Linked DNA regions of Homo sapiens: region 2 is linked to region 1. Evidence: chromatin loops called from intact Hi-C (ENCODE). Cell type or tissue: HCT116. All regions are shown on one strand. Region 1 has its middle 100 kb from the start of LINC02772. Region 2 overlaps LOC107985211 (a long non-coding RNA gene).

Region 1 (8,000 bases):
GTACTGGATGTAAACTGGACCTCAATAGAAGCCATCAGCCCCTGAATCACACTTGCTCCCTCCTATCTCAGACCTTCTCACACACCACTCCCTCTGCCTGGAATGTCACGTCCATTTCCTCCCAGTTCCCAGCTCTTTCATGCTACATCTGATCTGCAGTGTTTTGCTTCTGAACCATTTATTATTTGTAATTAAAAGTTATGTGTGCCTGTTGCTTTTAACATGTGGTTCTCTCTGCATACATACGCTCCATGAAGGGCTGTTTTCTCATCATCAGATGAGCCCATCTGGGAATGTGGATTGAAACTACCACCTCTTGCCCCATCCTGGAACTGTGAAAAACCGAAGATCTCTCTAAGAAGACTCTGATCAAATCCTTTTCTGGCAGCGGGGGTCAGTCCCCACCAGGGTCTATATTGCCCTTGAGCCTTGAAGACCCCTAGGTTTGAATTATTTTTTTACAGGAAGAAAATGTAAAAATAAAATAAAATACTGAAATATATATATGTATATATATATATATATATTTTTTTTTTTTTGAAATGGAATTTCGTTCTTGTTGCTCATGCTAGAGTGCAATGGCGTGATCTTGGCTGATTAGAACCTTGGCCTCCCGGGTTCAAGCAAGTCTCCTGCCTCAGCCTCCTGAGTAGCTGGGATTACAGGCATGTGCCACAATGCCCGGCTGATTCTGTATTTTTAGTAGAGATGGGGTTTCTCCATGTTGGTCAGGCTGGCCTTGACCTCCCGACCTCAGGAGATCCGCCTGCCTCGGCCTCCCAGAGTGCTGGGATTAAGGGTGTGGGCCACTGCGCCCTGCCTGAAATAGTTTTTAAAACGAAATAAAAAGATAATCCACAGGTGGGAGAAATTATTTGCATTTGTATATGTGATAAGGTATTTTTATCCAGGATATATGAATAACTTTCACAACTGAAGAATAAACAGACAAATAACCTAATTTACAAATAGGCAAATGATCTAATAGGCATTTCCCCAAAGAAGATATACAAATGGCCAATACACACATGAAAAGGTGCTTGACAGCATTAGTCATCAGGAAAATGCAAACCAAAACCTTGAGATACCACTTTACATCCATCAGGATAGCTAGAATCAAAAAGTTCATAACGACAAGTGCTGGCAAAGATGTGGAGGAATTGAAGCCCTCATACATTGATGGCGAAGTGCAGCTGTGTTAGAAGGCAGTCTGTCAGTTTCTCATATGATTGAACATAGAATTTTACCGTATAATCCAGCAGTTCCACTTCTAGGCATATACCCAAGAGAAATGAAAACACATGTTCACACAGAAACTTGCACATGAGTGTTTATAGCAGCATTGTTCATAATAGCCAAATGGTGGAAACAACTCAGTGGATGAATGAATAGATAAGTAAAAAATTGTATATCCATATAATGCGATATTAGAACTGAACTATAACACAACACTGATGAACCTTGAAATCTTGTGCTGAATTAAAGAAGCCAGTCACAAAAGACCACATCTATTTGATTCCACTCCTATGAAAGTCCAGAATAGGAAACTCTATAGCGACAGAAATTAGATTAGGGCTGAGGAAAGATGGGGAATAGGAGAAAATGGGTGGATGGCTGAAGGATACAAACTTTTTTTGAGGTAATAATGTCCTGGCCTGGCACGGTGGCTCGTGCCTGTAATTCCAGCACTTTGGGAGACTGAGGCAGGTGGATCACGAAGTCAGGAGTTTGAGACCAGCCTGACAGACATGCTGAAACCCCATCTCTACTAAAAATAATAATTAAAAGAAGTAGCCGGGCATTGTGGTGTGTGCCTGTAATCCCAGCTACTCAGGAGGCTGAGGCAGGAGAATCACTTGAACTGGGGAGGCGGAGGTTGCAGTGAGCCAAGATCGCACCACTCCACTCCAGCCTGGGCAACAGAGCAAGACTCCATCTCAAAAAAAAAAAAAAAAAAGTTCTAAAATGGACTGTTTTGATGGCTGCACAAACTTGTGAATATATTAAAAAGTATTGAAATGTACACTTTAAATGGGGAAATATATGGTATGTAAATTATGTCCAAGCTAAGTTGTTTTCTTTTTAAACACTGTATTGGAAGTATAGAAAAAATGATACGGGGCCAGACTGATCTGAGTTTGAATTTTTGCTCCAGTATTTACCAGCCTTGGATCTGGATTAAGTCCCTTTGATCCTCTAAACCTTGTTTTCTCATCTATAAAGTGAATACATTGATTATACCCACCACAAAGAGTTATTTTGGGAATTGAGATAATGCATATCAAGTGCTTAGCCTCATTGCCTTGTACATAGTAGGCACTAAATGACTGTTAACTGAATGAAATATTCAGGGAGCACACAGCCAGATGTAAACACGTAGAGCAGATGCCCAGGGCCCCCAGAGATTATTCAGAAGCCTGCAAATAAATTTGTTAGAAGAGCAGATTTTGTCCTTTGGTGAGGACAGCTTTCCAAAGGGATAAAACCTATTTCAAAGCCCTAAGGATAGGGACACCCAGGCCAATCAATTAGTAGTAGACATTTTTTCTGGGTGGGAGTGGGGATGTTCTTTGCATGGTTAGATTCTAATAAATGGGCCCTCCTGCATCTGCCCACCCTACAGGGAATGGGGACAGTGGACTTCCCTCCTTCCCTCTGCACATTCCCTGACCAGAAGGTCCAGGGGAAAGGATGGGCAGAGAGCAGAGTAGTTACATAGGTGTGATGGGCAGAGGCCAGATCTCCCTCCAGGTCATGAGGAGACTCACGGCAGATCTCAGTAGATGGAAGTGTTCAGCCCCGAGGACAGCCATCTCTGCACAGGAGAAATTCTTCCATGTAGGGAGGTTTTGAGGACTTTGGCAACAGCAGCCAACATCATTTGCAGAGTGTAAAGGTCTCTGAAGGTGAGTGGGGGAGAAAACATCCACTCCTTGATGGAGCTGGTGTCGAGTGAGGGTCCTGGCAAGAAAAGGGCTACACTCTCTAACCAAATCCCAGACAGGAGCGAGGGCTTCTGCCTCATTTTTAGCCTTTTCTTATCTCTGATTGGTATTTTGGTTGGTGAGGCTCTTGGGATCATGCCACACACTTAACTCTACCCCAGAGACTGCGACCCTAGGCACACATTTATACAGTTCCCCATGGTTTCCTAATGTTCATTTGAAATAATTGCCTTTTTCATAACCTGTTCTTTCTAGTCCTTTGAAAACAAATACGTAATCTATTCAGCTTATCCATTTGCTTAGGTTTAATGACATTTCTTTCTGATGAGTGAAGAATCTACTGGGGGTGTGGAGGGAAGTGTTATAAATATACACTTTAAAAATTTTCTTTCATTGTAAATGGGTTTCAGTGGTTCATACTTTAAAATGCAGAAATAAGTTGACTAAAAGAATTAGTGTGTATCTATCCTCAGGTGTTTGCTGTCCTCAAGGAGATTTTCTTTTCTTTTTTTTTTTTGAGACAGGTTCTCCCTCTATTGCCGTGACTGGAGTGCAGTGGTGCTATCAGTGCTTCCTGTAGCCTTGACCTCCCTGGCTCAAGCAATCCTCTCACCTCAGCCTACCAAGTAACTAGGACCACAGGTGTGCACCACCTCGCCCAGATAATTTTTAGGTTTTTTTTTTTTTTTTGGTAGAGACGAGGTCTCATTGTGTTGCCTATGCTGGTTTCAAAATCCTGGGCTCAAGCCATCCTCCCACCTCTGCCTCCCAGAGTGTTGGGATTACAGGTGTGGGCCACCAAGCCTGTCTAATAGTTTTACTTTGAAAGAAAAATTGGAAAATACAGAGCCATGACTCTCGCCTGGTGGTAAAGCCAGCACCTTCGGAATGGAGGAAAGATCTCCCAGATGCAGGGTTCAGAATGAAATAGGAGCATTGGCTGAGCATATGCCAGGGACCTCACTGGGCACGCACAGGGCCTCACTTACTCAACGCAGACACTCCCTGAAGTGGGTGCTTGTGCACCATTGTGATGAGCTCATAGGCTCAGGCAAGTTCAGCAATCTGTCCCGGGTCACCCAGATAATAAGTGGAAGATGAGATTCAGACCCAGTTCTGTGCAGTTCTAAAGCCCGGGCTTTCCCAGACCAGCAGACTAAGGCTCGGCCCATCTAGGGAGGGCTCAATACTTGGAAGGCGCTGGTCAGCGCAGAAGCGAGGCTGGTGGGCATGTGTCCTCGGGGCAGGGTCACAGGCATCAGCCCACCAGGGAGGTGTTTCCAGCCGGGGTTACGGGGTCTCGGGGTGTTCCTGAATGTGGGAGTAAAGTCCCTCACCCTGACCATCTCGGAGTCTGTGTCCAGTAATATCCCTTGTTATCTGGAAGATACTCCCCTATTAATAGGGAGTATCTTGGTTTGCTGACTTGGTACCCATCCCCAGACAGGAGTATCTTTTCTATTATAAATGAGTAACTTGCTTTCTGCTTTATGAATCATTGTCCACATAATTTTGTCACCATGAATGTATCACCAGGAGTCTGTTACTACATAGTATAAGAATTTAGAGTTTTTAAACCTAAGATACTGAGGTTAAAACTGTAGACTTTGAGGTTCTCCCCATGAGGGGTAAAGGGTTTAGGGGGAAATTAGGTTCTACATCTGAAAAATAAAGTCGAAAAGATGTGGCCAAGGGAACTACTGAGGGGGTCAGGAACCAGGTAGGTGATGTTTATCAGGATGGGGAGAGGGAGTAAAAGAGGGTCAGGAGCAAGATAAGGGCAACAAATGCTTACCCAGCATTCATCTAATGAGATGACAATTCTTGTCTCCATTTTACACAACAGGAAACTGATGCTTAGAGAAGTTACACAACTTGATTAGGATCAAACAGCTAATATTTGGCAAGGCTGGGACTTGAACCTCATTTTCCGGATGCTAGTGCCCAGTCACTTTCCATAATGCCAAATGGCATCTCAGAATCCCAGCACCTCTTCTCTAAGTGCTTTCCCGGTTTTCCTCAAATCCGGAAACTGTTGGTCTTTTGGGCAATTCTGAGCACAGCCACTAAGTGGCGACATTGCCCGACTATGGCTCAGCCCTGTTTCTCTGGGGAAGAATGGGGGAGGGGAGGCAGTCGGAGTTGCCCTGTTGTGTGTTGTGCTGTGTGTGGGGCTTTCTTCTATCTATTTAGTCCTCCCAGCAACCCTGCAGAGGAGGTATTATCCCATTTTCCAGATGAGGCCATTGAGGATGTGCTGGATGACAGAGCTTAGCGGTAGAAGCAGGGATGGAATCAGTGTCCCGCTGGATCCCAAGTTCTGCCTCCAAGCATGCTGGGCTCCCAAAAATAAAGTCATTTTGTGCCCTCAAATTTTAGTCTGGTGGGGAGGTAGATGGGGGAACTCCCTTCAGCCTGGGCTTGGACGGCCTAGTGAAGAAGGGTGGAGGAGAAGTAACCATGCCTTTCCTTCGGTTACTGGAGGGAAGAATTAAGTTTTAAAGTGGAAGTTAAGTACAGTTAAAATTACTCTGGTGTTGGGACAACTGGATTTCCACATGCAGAAGGGTGAAAATGGACCTTCATCTCACTCCATGTGCAAAAATCAACTCAAAATCAATTAAAGACTTAAATATAAGACCTGAAATTATAAAACTACCAGAAGAAAACAAAAGCAAAAAGAAATAAATAGGCTTACGTTAAACTAAAAGGCTCCGCCCAGCCAAGGAAACAATTAACAGAGTGAAGAAACAATCTATGGAATGGGAGAAAATATTTGCAAACCACGCATCTGATAAGGGATTACTATCCAAAATATATAAGGAGTTCAAACAACCCAACAATAAGAAAACAAAGAATCTGATTAAAAAGTAGGCAAAGGATCCGAATAGACATTTCTCAGAAGACATATGAATGGCCAACGAGTATATGAAAAAATGCTCAAAGTCACTAATCATCAGGGAAATGCAAATCAACACCAGTGAGCTATCACCCGACACCTCTTAGAATGGCTATTATCAAAAAGATGAAAGACAGCAAGTGTTGGTGAGGATGTGGAAGAACAGAACCCAAGTACACTCTTGGTGGGGATGGAAATTAGTACAGTCATTAGGGAAAATAGCATGGAGGGTCCTCAAAAAATTAAAAACAGAACTACCGTATGATCCAGCAATCCTGCTTCTGGGTATATAACCAAAGGAAGTGAAATCAGTATGTTGAAGAGATAGCTGCACTTCCGTGTTTATTACAGCACTATTCCCAATAGCTGAGATACGGAATCAACCTAAGTGTGCATCAAATAATGGACGGATAAAGAAAATGTAGTATCTATACACTGTGGAATACAATTTAGCCATTAGAAAGAAGGAAATTCAATCATTTATGACAACACGGATGAACTTAAAGGACATTACGTTAAGCGAAATAAGCCAGCATGGAAAGAAAAATATCTCATGACCACACTTACATATGAAAGCTAAAAAGTTGAAGTCATAGAAGTAGAAAGTAGAATGGTGATTTCCAGAGGTAAGGGCACAGTGGGAGGAGATGTTGGACGAAGGATACAAAATTTCAGTTAGAGAAGAATAGTAAGTCCAAGAGATCTATTGTAAAACATGGTGACCATGGCTAATAGTAACACACTGTATTCTTGGAAATTTACAAGAAAGTAGATTTTAAGTCTTCTCATCTCTCTCACACACACACACACAAACACACACACACGATAAGTATGTGAGGTAATTAATGTATAAGTTAATTAGTTAGATGTAGCCATCTACAATGTTCACGTATTTAAAAACATGTTGTGTACAAAAATATACATGATTTTGTCAATTAAATAGAAAATAACATTTTAAAAATAGAAAAATAAATACAATTACTCTTGTGAATCCCTTAGAGTTTTTCCTGCTTTAGAAGAGCCTGCATTTTCTTCCTGATGAAACAGTTGGCTGATGTTTAGGGGCCATGCTATGTGAAAAATGTGCCCTTCACATTTAAACATTAGATGCACTCGTGGACAGTGTGTGCTGGAGCCAGCTGGAAACCACTTGTGAGCTGGTTTTGTTCATCTCCTCCCAAATCTATATTCACAGTCATGATGTTGGTAGCTTGAAATCAGCCAAAGTGGGGTATTTACACCACAGAAATTGCCAAGTGCTTGAAACCAGGGCTCTTCGCTCCTTGAGAGCTGGCCTTTAATCAGATACCAGCAAACCATGGGCACCCAGAAAGGTGGGTGGGAACAGAGAGATGGACCAAGGGAACCATGGATTTACAAATTCCAACTCATATTCACGCCAAGGCTTTAGGTATTTGAGCGAAGTTGATTCTAGTGGGGTAGAATTGCTACACAATTTAAACTGTTACTTTTTTCTCTCATTTTTCTTTGCTGAGGGTAAAAAACTGCATTTCAGAAGTTCAACCTGTACCTGAGGTGCCTCCCCAGCAAGCAAGATGGCTGACGCTGGAGTGTGTCTTGGGCCCAGCCCTGAGCTGGAGCCCTGCAGGCTCCTAAGGAGGTGGGCACCACACAGCCAGGGTGGGCTGCGCTGTCAGCTATGGAACAACAGCGCACACCTGACTGCTCAGGGCCGCCTGAAGACAACTAAAGGAGAGGAGCTCTCCTTCATTTTTCCACAGAACACGTAGCTTGGGCCACTTGTGGGCTGAGGTGTCTGTCGGAAGGGGAGGTGCTGGGTGAGGCTGTGCTCTCTGTGAAGCCACCTAGGAGCTCAGTGACAGCAGCAGATGGTGACTGGACAGGAAGGGAAGTCTCCTCCAGTGCCAGGCTCAGGTGTGCTCAGTAAATATGTGCTGCATGACAAGCAGTCCAGGCTGCTGCCTGTAGCTTAGCTGGAAGCTGCTGTCTTGTTCCAGAGCATACATGAGAACCTCAGGGTATTCATGGATAACAGCTAAGAGTGCTGGTAGGGCCCAGAGCACCTAATTCACCTGGGACAGGTCGGGGATGGCTCCCCAGGGCCATGTGAGCTGCATGTGGAAGGGACAGCAGACATTTGACAGGGGATGGCAGGGAAGGCTCTTATGCAGGTG
Region 2 (8,000 bases), 180 kb before region 1:
CTGTGGTGGGGTCTGGGAACCGGGAGAGCTGAGGTGGGAGAGAGGCCTGGGGTCATATCTTGTTGGTCCTGGAAAGCCAAGGTAAGGGCATGGATTTTTTTTTTTTTTCCAGATGGAGCCTCCCCCTGTCACCCAGGGTGGGGTGCAGTGGCACAATCTTAGTTCACTGCAACCTCTGCCTCCTGGGTTCAAGCAATTCTCCTGCCTCAGCCTCCCTAGTACCTGGGACTACAGGTGCGCGCCACTGCGCCTGGCTAATTTTTGTATTTTTAGTTGAGACGGGGTTTCACCATGTTGGCCAGGCTGGTCTCGAACTCCTGATCTCGTGATCTGCCTGTCTCCACCTCCCAAAGTGCTGGGATTACAGGCGTGAGCCTCCTCTGTGCCCGGCCAAGGACATGGATTTTATTGTCAGTGGGACGGGGGTGTTGACAGAGGATTGTGAGCAGCAGAGGAGGATAGTGTGACATTGATTTAAAGGCCCACACTTTTGGCGTGTGTTGAACCCACTGCTTGGCATCCAGGCTGGAGCCAGGGAGGCAGCTGAGGAGGCCCAGCAGGAATCCAGGATGAGACACTGGTAGCTTGGCCTAGAGTGGAAGTGGTGAGAGGTGGGCTAATTCATGACACATTTTGGAGAGTCAACAGGATTTGCTGTCGGGTTGGATGTGGAGTATGAGAGGACAAGGAGTCCAGGGCGACCCCAAGGATTGTGGCCTGAGTGCTGGGGGGATGATGGTGCTGTTTACCGTGGTGGGGAGTGCTGGGGAAGGAGCAGGTTGGAGTGAGACTTTGAGATGCACCAAGGCCTCCAGGGGAACTGTGCAGGCATTTGGGCATATGAGTGTGGGCTCGGGGGGAAGGTGAGCGTAGGCAGGGGAGTCATGAGAGCAGGGACCGGGTGCTGGAATGGTTAGAGGGTGTGAAGACAAGACTGAGAAGGAGCAATCAGTGACACAGGAGGAAAGTCAGGTGAGTCTGGCATCCAGGGAGCCAAGTAAAGAGAGTTTTTCTTGAGGAATGGAGTGATGCATTGTGCCCGAGCTTGCTGAGGGTCCAGCAGGGTGATGCCCGAGAGCAGCCCGCTGGAGTCAGCTGGGGGAACGCATGGGGACCTCCCAATGGCCAGCGAATTCTGTGGATTCAGCATCATTCTCCTTCCTCAGAGAAGGCGTCCCTGATCCTTATGCCTCCTCCTCTGCCAGTATCTGCACTTTCCCCTCTCTGTATTTCTCATGATAGATAGAAATTTTGGCATTTCCTTGTTTAATGCCTCTCCTCCACTCGACTGCACATGGCATGGACAGGAGCACGCACGCTGCACTCATCTGAGTCCCCAGTACGTAGCGCTGTGCTTGGAACACAGGCCGTGCTCAGTGACTATCTCAGGAATGGATGTGGAGTCAGCCCCCATGAACGGGGACTCCGAACAGAGCCCAATCAGTTTTCAGTTCTGCTTTCGTAGAGTCAGCAGTGGGAACAGGGTTTTTGTTTGGGACCTAACATTCCTGGGTAAGAGAGGGGAGAAGCCTCACACACAGACCTGGCCGGCCTCTGTGGAAATGATGTCTGGACATGCCTGAGTATCTGACAGGAGCTGTGGTAACAAGAAAGAACATGGGCTCAGGAGTGGCAGCACTTTAAATAAGATAACCTTTATATTTTATAAAAGTTTTTCATTTACAGAAACATTGGGCAGATAGTACCGAGAGTCCCACAGACTCCACACCTAGTTTCACCTTTTATCAACATCTTATGCTATTAACATCTGTTACAATTAATAAACCGATATGGATACATTCTTATGAACTCAAGTCCATACTTTCTTCAGACGTCCTTAGTTTTTACGCGATGTCCTTTTCTGTTCCCAGATCCCACCCTACATACCTCTTTAGGCTCCTCTGGGCTGTGACAGCTACTCAGACTTTCCTTGTTTTCGCTGACATTCGTGAGGGGTACTGGTCAGGTGTTTTGAAGAATGTTCCTCAATTGGGATTTGCCTGATGTTTCTCTCATGATGAGACTTGGAATTTAGGTTTTGGGGAGGAGGATGACAGAGGTAAAGTGCCATTTTCATCGCATCATTTGAGGGTGCATGCTGTCATCGTGACATTACTATTGATGCTGACCTCAACTATCTTGACAAAGGTAAAGCTTGCTGAGTTTCATCCATTGTAAAGTGACTCGTTTTTCCCCTCTTCCACACTGTTCTCTTTGAAAAGAAGTCACCGTGTGCAGCCCAGACTTAAAGAGTAGGGAGTTAAACTTTACCTCCTTGAGAGTGGAATGTCTTCACACATTACTTGGAATTTTCTGCACAGAAGATTTTTTCTCCATTTACTTGTTTCCCATTTATTTATTCAATCAATCATTCCCCTTTTTTAATTTCTTTATTTCTTTCTTTATTCAATCAATCATTTATTTGTATCAGTATAAAGTCATTGATATGTATTTTATGCTTCGGGCTATAATCCAAAGCCACTATATTTATTTTGTAGCTCAGATTGTTCCAGTTTGGCCATTTGGTGCCGTGTTCTTTTGACACAGCCTCATCACTGTGTGCCTTTTTTTTTGAGGACTTTCTTACTTGGACTCTCCAAGATGCTCCAGGCCCATCTTGTATATTTCCTGCTTCAGTTCTAGAAGCAGCCATTTCTCCCAGGAGCTCTAGTTTGGTTTACTGCGGAATTGCTTTAGAAACCAAGATCTGGGCAAGAGGGTCCTTGTTTTCAAGCATTAGGAACGCAGAGAGTGATTTCCCATCTACAGGCAAGATTCCACCTAAGTCCATAAAATCTTATCATTTGCCTCCTTTGTTGGATATGAACAGACTTCAAGGTCACAGATAGGTCAGAAATTCATCACAAACATCTTTAGAAGGGAATGAAGGTAGTTAAAATAAGTCTGCTAAAGGAAATGTCATCTGGGCCCCCAAAATATGAGCAAGTTGAAGTATTCGGCAAGGAAAACATAGGAAGAGTTTGTTGTTTGCTACCAGACAAGCTCAGTAATAGTTGTCCTAGCACAGACGTTATTGTAAAGGTCTGTTGATAAAAACAATCCAGATTGTACTGCAAGTGTAGGACAAGAACAAGTGCTTTGGGGCCAGATTGATTTGGATTTGAATCCTTTCTGTTATTCGTCTGCCTGGAAGCTTGGATAAGTCACTTTGCTTCTCTAAGCCTCACTTTCTCATCTGTAAAGTGGATATACTGATCATGCCTACCTGATAGAGTTGTTTGAGGATTCATGAGATGCATATCAAGTGTGTAGCCTCAGCCCCTGGCACATAGTAAGTGTTTAATAAATGTCATTTGCCTGAAATATGCCAGGGAGCACCTGCCCAGGAAACAGCTATAGCAGATCTGAGGCCACAAGGTCTATTGGACACCTACACATATTATGTTAGAAGAGTAGATTTTGGCTTTTGGTGGTGATTGCTTTAGGAGATGGGTCAAAACTAATTTAAGCCCAAATACAGGAACACCCAAATATAGGCAGAGCAATTAGCAGTAGATAATTGGGGTGAGGATGCTGCTCTATTGCTTAGATTCTGATAAACAGGTCCTCCTGGATCTGCCCACCCTACAGAGAATGGGGACAGTGGACTGCCCTCTTTTCCTCTGCACATTCCCTGGGCAGAAGGTCCAGGGGAAAGAAGAGGTGGACAGAGAGCAGAGTGTTTACATGGGTGGGATAGGCAGAGGCCAGCTCTCCCTCCAGGTCAGGGTCTCCATAGATGGAAGTGTTCAGCCCAGGGGACAGCTACCTCTGTATGGGAGAGGTTCTTCCATCTCCTGTATAGGGAGGTTTTGAGGAGTTTGGCAATAGTAGCCAACATCATTTGCGGGGTCCCACCAACTCTGAAGGCCAGTGGAAGAGAAAGCATCTACTCCTCAATGGAGCTGGCCCCCTCAAGTGAGGGTCCTGGCAAGAACAGGGCTGCACTCTCTAAAGAAATCCCAGCCAGGAGGGAGGGGCCTCTGCCTCATTATTAACCTGGTCTTATCTCTGATGGCTATTTTGATTGGTGAGGTACTTGGCATCATGCTGTGCACTTGAACTCCATCCCAGAGACTGCGACCCTGGGGCAAACATTCAGTTACCCCATGGTTTATTCTACTGCATGTGTGAATTAATTGCCTTTCTTGTTTTGTGAGAGATTTGGTCCTCAAGTGTATAATTTACTCTGCTTATCCATTTGCACATGTTTAATGGTATTTCTTTCTGGTAGGTGAAGAATCACTGTGTTTGTGCGGTGGGGGGCAAGAGTGTTAAAACTATATTTACATTTTTCTTTATTGTAAATGGGTTTCAGTGGCTCATATTTTAAAACGTAGAAGTGAGTTGGCTGAGGAATTCGTGGGTATCTCTCCTCAGGACTCTCCTTTCCCCAAGGACAGTTTTATTTCGAAAGAAAAATTGGAAATGCAGAGCCACGAGGGGGCGCCCTGGACCCTGGTCTGGTGGTAAAGTCAGCACCTTCATAAAGCAAGGATCTCCTAGATGCCGGGTTCAGAATGAAATAGGAGCATTGGCTGAACATCTGCCGGGGACCTCACTGGGCACGCACAGGGCCTCACTTACTCAACGCAGACACTCCCTGAAGTGAGTGCTTGTGCCCCATTGTGATAAGCTCACAGGCTCAGGCAAGTTCAGCAATCTGTCCAGGGTTACTCAGGTAATATAGTGGAAAATGAGATTCAGACCCAATTCTGTGCAGTTCTAAAGACCCGGCTCTCTCAGACCAGCTGACTAAGGCTCATCTAGGGAGGGCTTGATACTTGGAAGGTGCTGGTCAGCGCGGAAGCGAGGTTGGTGGGCGCCCGTGTCCTCGGGGCAGGGTCACAGGCATCTGCCCACAAGGGAGATGTTTCTAGCCGGGGTCACGGAGCCTCGGGATGTTCCTGAATGTGGGAGAAACAGTCCCTCACCCTGACCATCTCGGAGTCTGTGTCCACCAAGAGCCCTTGTGGTTGGGAAGAGACTTTGTTAATGGGAATGGGGTGTCTGGGTTGCTGGTTAGGTGCCTGTCCCCAGACAGGGGTGTCTTTTATTTTAACATTATATAACATTATGTGTTACATACTGTTAAATATATTGTATAATAACAGTATATATATACTGTTATATAACATAATAAGAGTATTATATATGTTATATAATATACAATGTATTATATTGTGTATATATGCAATAATGAATATAATAAAATGTTTTCTGTTTTTAGACTCGAAGTACTGAGGATTTCGAGAATATCTCTCAGGGTGATTTTAGGGGAATTTGTCAGTGCTTCTGAAAATAGGATTGAGAAGATGTGGTCCCGTCCCAGGCGTAACTACTGAGGGCGTCAGGAACCAGTAAGGGGATGATGGCAGCGGCGGGCGGTCCGAAGCGGCCTCTGCCAGGGCCCCCGCTGCGGTGGGGTGCGGGCGCGGGCCGTGGGTCCTCGGGTGCGGACGCCCAGGCGAAGGGTCCCCGGGGCCTGCCGCCCTGGAGCCCGCCCCTGGGAGCTGCTGCGGCTGGGCCGGGCGGGGTCAAGCCACCCGCCGGCGGGGGAACTGCACAGTTGGGCACGGAGGGACCCCGAGGCGGAGCTGGGCCCAGGGCTGTGCCGCACTTGTGCACAGAGTACCGGCAGGCACCAATCGCCCGGCGGTGGCCGCACTAAAGGGGCCCGGGGCTGAAAGCGGGAAGGGTGCCCACTTCCCGGACCTGGCCAGCCTCGCCCACCCTGCTGACGGCGCCAGGTTCCTGCGCCTCCTGAGCTGGAGATTCAGCTCGTCAGGGCACCTGAGGTTGCGTCTCCAGGATCCACCCTGCGTCTGGGTGACCGCCGAGCTAGGTGCTCCCGGCCGCCGGTTCCCGGGCCCGCAGTCCGCTCCCGAAAGCACCCCCCTGGCAGGGTCTCAAGCTGGACGAAGGGGAGCCCCAGGTCACCCTGAGCGCTGGGGCCGCAGTGGGAACTTGCGGCGATGTCACCCCTGCCCTGCATGTCAGCCCAGGCCTGGCGAAGGCCTGAGCCCCGCCCCAGGCTGCACAGCGCAGCAGGAGCGGCTGCGGGAGCAGCGGTGACGGCAGTGGGTCGCCTGTGCCCCATGTCCCCAAGGCAGCTGACTGTGCCATCCCCACTTTCGCAAGCCGGGGCAGGACCAGCTCCCAGGCCGGGAGCCTCGGCTGCTGCCTCGATCTGGCTCCCTGCGGTGACCTGGGAGCCCAGGAACACCTGGCCAAAGGCGCAGCCGGGACTCGCGGGACTGGCCAGCGTGGGATTCATTTGTGCGGGGTTGGTCTGGGCCACTGTGCCACCTGCACCTAGACTGCCTCAGCTGTGGGGAAAGGCAGAGAAGGGGCACTGGGGTGGGGGTAGGGGGTTGCTGCACTCTGCAGAGCCAGGGACAGGTGGGAGCCCTGCCCCTCCGGAATCTGCAGGGTGGGAGCTCCCCAGGCCAGCTGCAGCAGCCCAGGTTGTGGCTGTGGGCCTGGGCATCATGGTGCTCTCCTCTCTAGCCTGTCCTCTCCCACTTCCTGGCACCGCTCTGATCTTGGAGCCGGGTTAGGGTGAGCTTGGGGGTTGTTGCAGCTCCACAGGGTGTATGCTAGGGCAGTGCTGATGCCCTGACCCCCTGCTGCCTTCATACCCCCAGACTTTGGGTGCCAAGGAGCAGGGGAGGGAGGCTGAGATGGGCAGCTAGGCATTGGCCTGAGGCCTCCTTGGCACCAGTGGCCTAGGTGCCATGGGTGGCTGCAGGAGGTAGACAGGCTCCTAGGCAGGAAGAGGCAGGTGTGGGTGAGGCCCCACTTTCAGGACAGGGAAGGCCTGAAGGCTGGCAGCTGGGTTTCCAGTCCCACTGACCAGAGTGGGGACTAGTGGTGCCTTGTCTGGGCTTCCCATGGCTCTCCATGGGCCAACTGGCATGCACTTCCTTCCCTCTGAGCCCCATAATAGCTCAGGGCTCAGCCAGAGTAGAGGAGAGGATGGAGAGGCGAGGATGGAGAGACAACTAGATGACCAGCTACTCTTTGCAGAGCCTCCTCTTTGCTGAGAGCTGTAGATTGGGAGGACCAACTGCAGACCAGGAGCTACCCTCTGCTGAGAGGTGAGCACTTGTCCGGATGACCTGCCTACAGAGAAGAGCTACCCACTGCTGGTCTCTGAGGTCTGTGCTGTTCTAACACTTAATAAAGCTCCTCTTCCTATTGCTCACCCTCCACTTGTCTGCATACCTCATTCTTCCTGGATGCAAGACAAGGCCTCAGACAAAGGCGCCACTGACCACAGAGGTTTCCAGCCAGAAAAAGCAACACCCCACAGAAAAAGCAAAACCCCAAAGATCCTGTGACAGTGATATTTATCAAGATAGGGAGAGGGGGCTGGAGGAGGGGTCAAGAGCAATAAAAGGCAAAAAACACTGAGTGTTTATCTAATAAGGTAGATGTTATTTTTCCCATTTTACATATGAGGAAACTGAGATTTAGAGAAGTTACGTAACTTGGTTAGGGTTAAACAGCTAATATTAGGCAAAGCTGGGACCTAAACGTGGGATTTCAGAGGCCAGTGTCCAATCTTTCTTTATAATAGTGAGTGGCCTCTCAGAAAACATGGACTTGATTCTCACCAGAAACCCAACACCTCTTCCCTAAGTGCTTTCCCGGTTTTTCTCAAATCCGGAAACTGTTGGTCTTTTGGGCAATTCTGAGCACAGCCACTAAGTGGCGACATTGCCCGACTATGGCTCAGCCCTGTTTCTCCGGGGAAGAATAGGGGAGGGGAGGGGAGGGAGTCGGAGTTGCCCTGTTGTGTGTTGTGCTGTGTGTGGGGCTTTCTTCTATCTATTTAGTCCTCCCAGCAACCCTGCAGAGGAGGTATTATCTCATTTTCCAGATGAGGCCATTGAGGATCTGCTGGATGATAGAGCTTAGCGGTAGAAGCAGGAATGGAATCAACGTCCAGTTGGATTCCAAGTCCTGTCTCCAAGCATGCTGGGCTCCCAAAGGAA

The links. Hi-C counts contacts between places; a loop is a spot of excess contacts. Peaks named below come from ENCODE experiments on the same cell type or tissue, not always from the same donor. Only the 100,000 strongest peaks of a DNase experiment are listed, where the experiment ranks them.
Region 2: a loop joins it to region 1, with 3 times the contacts of the local background. A loop is called at or near these places in 25 of 110 quality-filtered maps.

What each region holds. Positions count from the first base shown.
Region 1 is chr1:157,372,423-157,380,422 of GRCh38, forward strand. No RefSeq gene overlaps it. Among named protein-coding and RNA genes, the nearest start is that of LINC02772, 100 kb to the left of the region's middle. In HCT116, a CTCF peak has its summit at 4,983; a DNase peak (open chromatin) is centred at 4,999; H3K27me3 peaks cover 1,380 bases.
Region 2 is chr1:157,189,371-157,197,370 of GRCh38, forward strand. LOC107985211 (a long non-coding RNA gene) reads left to right here. Exons shown (of 4, transcript XR_007066653.1): 4 at 1-1,809. Among named protein-coding and RNA genes, the nearest start is that of ETV3, 55 kb to the left of the region's middle. RefSeq lists a silencer at 4,414-4,646. In HCT116, CTCF peaks have their summits at 4,438 (motif pointing right) and 7,896; DNase peaks (open chromatin) are centred at 4,471 and 7,634.